2 separate regions of the Homo sapiens genome follow, and region 2 is linked to region 1. Evidence: chromatin loops called from intact Hi-C (ENCODE). Cell type or tissue: IMR-90. All regions are shown on one strand. Each heading gives the region's core, and the rest is flanking DNA. Links, peaks and the distances in the headings are about the cores only. Region 1 holds the start of ADM5 (adrenomedullin 5 (putative)). Region 2 overlaps AP2A1 (adaptor related protein complex 2 subunit alpha 1).

Region 1 (2,721 bases), core at 222-2,721:
TTTTATATGGTTGCATTTACGCCAATAAATCCTCAGCTGGGGTCTGGCTTTGTTTCCTGGGGGCAAAGGAGGTTTGGGGTTCCTTTCGCAGGTACTGCAGTGCCAGCCTCAGCAGTGGGGGGACCGGCCTTGGCACCTGCTGGTGGCTGCCATTCTGTGGATCTGCGTCTCCCGTCCCCCGTCTCTAGGCCTCTTGCTCCCCTTCCTTGGTTCCTTCTCGGGGTCCCTGTCCTCCACAGCTGTCTCTCAGGGTCTTTGTCCAACTCTTTTCATCCCTCTCCTGGGTCTGCGCCCCTCCCCTCTGCGGTACCCGTGTCCTGCCTAGTAGGGGATGGGGGTGGCTTTCCAGCACAGCCAGCCCTCAAGTTTCCCAGAACAGTCTCCCCACCTCCCCCCAACACTCGACATTGTTCCTCTCTGGCTGTTTTTTCCTGTTCGGGTCCCTTCAAGGCCCAACTGTGCCCAGCCCTCTGCAGCTGGGGACACTGAGTGGGTTGGGGGTGTATGTTTGCAAGGATAGAATTTCTCATGGGGGAGTGGCCCTGCTTCCTCCCCTAGAATGGCTTGGGGCTTAGGGCTGGGGACTTGCCCTCCATGGAGGTCAGTGGGAGTTGCAGCTGTAAGGTGGCAGGGCCTACCCATCTTACAGAGGTGAAGACGAGGTCCCTCTGCCTCTGCTGCAGACATGGCGTCTGCACCCACCCTTCCACCCTCAGGGCCTGGCCACGGGGTCCTGGGTCCCCCACAATACTGTGCACTCGACCTGGTTGACCCAGGACACCCTCCTCGTTGAACAGCCCTGGCTACACCTGCTTCAGTGCAACTGGAGCCCTCACCGGCGAGTGCCTGACACCTCGGCCTTTTCTCTTCCGGAGGGGCGCTCCTCAGTGTGTTTGGGGTCTCCCTCGCTCCACGCCCTCCAGGGGGCCGCATGTGCACTTGCCCTGCATTGCCTGGCCCCCGAGGTTCCAGGGTCCCAACTGTCTACTAACCGGCTTCCCGACAGGGTGAGGGTGAGGTCGCATCTACAACCAGAGCCAGCGCTTCCCCGCCGCCACCCCTTTTCTTGGAATCCCGCTGCTTAGCTACCTGCGGGTGTCATTGGCCCCGCCCCATTTCCCCACGCTTTGAAGGGGGCGAGTCTCCACAGACCTCCTAGGGGGATAGACAGCAGCTGGTGTGACCCCACACACCCAGTGAGGTCTCTGGAGCCGCGGTGCGGGAAGCGGGGACCCGGGTTTGAATCCTGCCCCTCTGGTGTGGTGCGGCCTCTTCCCACAGACTTTTGGCCTCAGTGTTCCCCGCCTGGGAAGTGGGGACTGGCCCTGGTACCTGGCTCCAGAGCTGCACCCAGAGGCGATCAGCCCGGTGCGGGAACGGGGCGGGGTGGCCGCAACTACGGGCCACGGATCCTGACCCGCCCTGCCCACGATGACTATCCACATCCTCATCCTGCTGTTGCTCCTCGCCTTCTCCGCCCAAGGGGACCTGGACACTGCAGCCAGGTGAGAAACCCGGGTGGCAGCAGGGACAGGGCGGGAGGGAGACCGTAAAGGGCGAGCGCCCTCTCCCGGCCGCGGAACGGGCAGGTGATCTGTAAGCCTCCCCGCTGGTCTTGGAGTGCTTGGGTGCCCACCTCCATCACGCTCCATCTCTCAATTCGGTTTGAACCCGGTTTTCTCCCACGCTCCCTCTCCAGGCGAGGCCAGCACCAGGTCCCCCAGCACCGCGGGCACGTCTGCTACCTGGGCGTATGCCGGACCCACCGCCTGGCGGAGATCATATACTGGATTCGCTGTCTCCACCAAGGAGCCCTCGGGGAAGGCCAGCCACGAGCCCCAGGACCCCTACAGCTATGGGCGCCGCCGGTGGCGCGAGGCGGAAGCCCGGCTCGGTTCCCAGGATTCCGGCCTGCAGCGAGGGGGCTAGCGCAGTGCCCAGCTCGCTGGGTGACCTCGGGCACGGCTCGTCCCCTCCTCGGCTTCAGTTTGCCTATCTGTATGTTGGAGCTTCTACTCCACATTTCTTCTCCCCTAACTCCAGCCCCTGAAACCGTCTTCCCCAGTCCCTCCCCGGGCTGCGACTAGGTTGGACCTAGAAGCACACGGGACCAGGCTGGGCGAAGAACACTGACGCCCAGAGCCGAATAAACAAGAGTTCCGTGTTTCAGTCTCTGCTTCTCTGTACCTATTTCGACCTCTCAGTCGAGGCTGGGTCTCTAATATACCTTTCTCTATTAGCCATGCTGCTTCTCCCTCACGGAAGTCCCACTGTCTACCTTGAATCCAACCCGCTGTGGCGCCTTTCTTGCCAACTCAATCCATGCACCTTCCGTGGGTGGTTTTGGCGGGCCGTCCTGACCCCCAAACATCCCTCCTCCCTCCCTGGCGTGAAAGGGCTGAGATTTGCTCCGGCACCCTACGCGCCTGACGTTATAATGCACCTGGGGTGGGCTGCGACCTCCCAGCTGAGCCTTGTTCCTCGAAGAGACAGGAGACTAAGAGACAATGAGCTGAGTGAGGAGCCCAGGAACCCGGGTTCCGAACAGCTGCGTAGAATGCGAGCGGCCAAATGGTGGAGAATCTGGCCGGGTAAAAGGAGACGGAGGACTGGGGATCGAACGGATGTAGGGGATTGGACGCCGTGGCTCGAAGGGGGCGGGGATAGAACGCGGGGATTGGAAGGAGGCGGGGATAAAACCCGGGACCTGAATACCCGGCT
Region 2 (3,004 bases), core at 315-2,814, 110 kb after region 1:
GGCAGGCAGTGATGGGCTCCCATCCTCTCGGCCTCCACCCCAATCCACCTAGCAGGGTAAGAAAGGAGCTTAGTCCCAGGATCGTGGACAGAGTGTGACTGCGGCCCCTGTCTGGTGCCTGGGGAGGGCCACTCCCCTCCAGCAGCTTGGGGTCCTGGGACGGGTCCATCCTAGGGAGGGGCACCTCTCGAGGGGGTTTCTGGGAGAGGGCAGTGGAACCTGGCCCCGCTGACACCCACTCCTGCACACAGCCCCCCAGTGCAGTTCTCCCTGCTCCACTCCAAGTTCCATCTGTGCAGCGTGGCCACGCGGGCGCTGCTGCTGTCCACCTACATCAAGTTCATCAACCTCTTCCCCGAGACCAAGGCCACCATCCAGGGCGTCCTGCGGGCCGGCTCCCAGCTGCGCAATGCTGACGTGGAGCTGCAGCAGCGAGCCGTGGAGTACCTCACCCTCAGCTCAGTGGCCAGCACCGACGTCCTGGTCAGAGCCCTGTCCCCCCACCCCACCCCTCTTGCACACCCCCTTCCCGCCCTCCCCTCCTCCTGACCCGAACTGACCTTCCCCACCCCGACCGCGCCAGGCCACGGTGCTGGAGGAGATGCCGCCCTTCCCCGAGCGCGAGTCGTCCATCCTGGCCAAGCTGAAACGCAAGAAGGGGCCAGGGGCCGGCAGCGCCCTGGACGATGGCCGGAGGGACCCCAGCAGCAACGACATCAACGGGGGCATGGAGCCCACCCCCAGCACTGTGGTGAGTCCCCTGGGGTGGGCCCTGCCAGGGTGCCTGGGGCTGGGTCCTGCCGGGCGCCGCCTGTCCTCACCGTGACCTGCGCTTCCTACAGTCGACGCCCTCGCCCTCCGCCGACCTCCTGGGGCTGCGGGCAGCCCCTCCCCCGGCAGCACCCCCGGCTTCTGCAGGAGCAGGGAACCTTCTGGTGGACGTCTTCGATGGCCCGGCCGCCCAGCCCAGCCTGGGGCCCACCCCCGAGGAGGCCTTCCTCAGGTAGCACCCCCTGGGCCCGGGCCCCTTCTCGCGGCCACCCCCAGGGCTGTCCCTTCTCGGCCTCTGTCCCCGTTTTCCCTGAGCCCCTCCCCCGCCCCCGACTCGCTCCTCTCTCCATCCTGATGCCTTCGCCAGCCCTGGCTGCTGCCTCCCCTGCCCCAGCCTCCCTGCTCACGCCCTCCCTCTGCCACTCTGGACTCCGCCGACCCTGGCCACCCTTCGTTGTCTCCTTTCCTGTCACCGTTTCTCAGCCTGCTCTTCCTTTTCTCCTTCTCTCCTTCCCTCTTCCGTCCCTCCCTCTCTGTCTCTCTTCTGCCCTCTCGCTGCCTATGTGGAATTGGCTGCCTGCCACGCCTGTCTTCTCTTGTCTGCTCTGGGATTGGATGGCTCAGCGAGCTGGAGCCGCCTGCCCCCGAGAGCCCCATGGCTTTGCTGGCTGACCCAGCTCCAGCTGCTGAGTAAGGGGTGGCCTGGGGTGGGAGGTCGGTCGGGGGGGCGGACTCGGGTGTCCCCAGGGAGAGTTAGGGGACTGGGAGCCCTCGTCAACGGGTTCCTGATGAGCAGCAGAGGCAGGGACTTGGAGGAAAGGGAAACTTGGTGTCTGCCGATGCGGGGGCACGGGCCAGGGTTCTATTCCCATTGGAGGCCACTGCTGGATGGATGCGAGGTTCCTCGAGGCTCTGTGAGGGGTCTGGATATGTGGTTCTGGGGTTCTGTCCTTAGGGCTTGTTCTCGCACTCAATCGCTCTGGGCCTTTGCCCCTCCCCACCAAGTTCCTTCCCATCTCACTCTGCTCCATGCCTCCAGCCCAGGTCCTGAGGACATCGGCCCTCCCATTCCGGAAGCCGATGAGTTGCTGAATAAGTGAGTCCTGGGAGTGGTGGGGGAGGGGAACGGGACAGGTGCGGAGCCCAGGCCAGGTGCAGACAGGCACCCCCGTCATCTTGCGCCCCCTGCCCCCTCAGGTTTGTGTGTAAGAACAACGGGGTCCTGTTCGAGAACCAGCTGCTGCAGATCGGAGTCAAGTCAGAGTTCCGACAGAACCTGGGTGTGTCCCGGGGGACTGTGGGAATGGGTCGGAGGGAGACCTTGGGGAAGGGGTCAGAGGGACTCAGATGGAGCTCTGCCTCCCCCACCTACTGCAGGCCGCATGTATCTCTTCTATGGCAACAAGACCTCGGTGCAGTTCCAGAATTTCTCACCCACTGTGGTTCACCCGGGAGACCTCCAGACTCATATCCTCTCAGGCCCGGCCCAGCCTCCTGCCTCTCCACGTCGGCCTTCCTCACCGTGGGGAAGCCGGCTGACCCAGGTCCACACTTCTCTTCAGCCTCTCTTGGGCACGCAATTAGTTCTCTGAGATTGAGTGTCTGCATCTGTTAAGATGGGGGTGGGATTCCTTCCCCCAGGACAGGGGATGACAGTGAAGTGGTGTGTGGGAGGCTTTACTTCCAGAACTCCACCTGCTCCAGGCCTCATTTTGTCCCTGTCTGGCACCTTCCGTGTCCTGCCATCGTCCTCCACTGGGCTCCATGTCATGATGCCAGCACCGCCTGCACTCAGGAGCCAGGCCTGCGGGTCCAGACGCTGATCAGGCCTGATCTGGGCTGAGTCACTTTGCCTCTCTGGGCTCTCCTGTCCCCGCTGTGAAGTGTATGTAGACCCTCCTCTTCCTCATAGGGTTATTGTGAAGATCAGAGTGTCTGGAAAACCCTGGAAGGGCGGCTGGAGGTATCAGTCCCCCCTGCCCGTTCTCTGGGCCTCCATTGCCACATTCATGAAATTAGAAAAGCTCGACCTGAAAACTCCTTCTGGCCGGGCATGGGGGCTCACACCTGTAATCCCAGCACTGGCAGGCTGAGGCCAGTGGATCATTTGAGGTCAGGAGTTCAAGACCAGCCTGGCCAACATGGTGAAACCCCATCTCCACTAAAAATACAAAAATCAGCTGGGTGGTAGTGGCACGCGACTGTAATCCCAGCTACTCAGGAGGCTGAGACA

The links. Peaks named below come from ENCODE experiments on the same cell type or tissue, not always from the same donor. Only the 100,000 strongest peaks of a DNase experiment are listed, where the experiment ranks them.
Region 2: a loop joins it to region 1, with 4 times the contacts of the local background. A loop is called at or near these places in 16 of 110 quality-filtered maps.

Annotation. Positions count from the first base shown.
Region 1 is chr19:49,688,407-49,691,127 of GRCh38, forward strand. ADM5 (adrenomedullin 5 (putative)) reads left to right here and starts at 1,188. Exons shown (of 2, transcript NM_001101340.2): 1 at 1,188-1,505; 2 at 1,700-2,169. The coding sequence starts at 1,432. The coding sequence ends at 2,087. CPT1C (carnitine palmitoyltransferase 1C) reads left to right here and starts at 2,710. Exons shown (of 20, transcript NM_001199753.2): 1 at 2,710-2,721. PRMT1 (protein arginine methyltransferase 1) reads left to right here. Exons shown (of 11, transcript NM_001536.6): 11 at 1-41. RefSeq lists an enhancer at 1-269 and a silencer at 1,578-1,647. In IMR-90, for the core only: a CTCF peak has its summit at 1,594 (motif pointing left); a DNase peak (open chromatin) is centred at 2,635; H3K4me3 peaks cover 865 bases; H3K27ac peaks cover 331 bases.
Region 2 is chr19:49,801,139-49,804,142 of GRCh38, forward strand. It overlaps AP2A1 (adaptor related protein complex 2 subunit alpha 1), which reads left to right. Exons shown (of 23, transcript NM_130787.3): 13 at 252-483; 14 at 584-751; 15 at 843-1,003; 16 at 1,811-1,867; 17 at 1,969-2,051; 18 at 2,149-2,238. Among named protein-coding and RNA genes, the nearest start is that of FUZ, 11 kb to the right of the region's middle. RefSeq lists enhancers at 1,420-1,935, 1,936-2,449. In IMR-90, for the core only: a CTCF peak has its summit at 1,332; a DNase peak (open chromatin) is centred at 1,353; H3K4me3 peaks cover 549 bases; H3K27ac peaks cover 395 bases.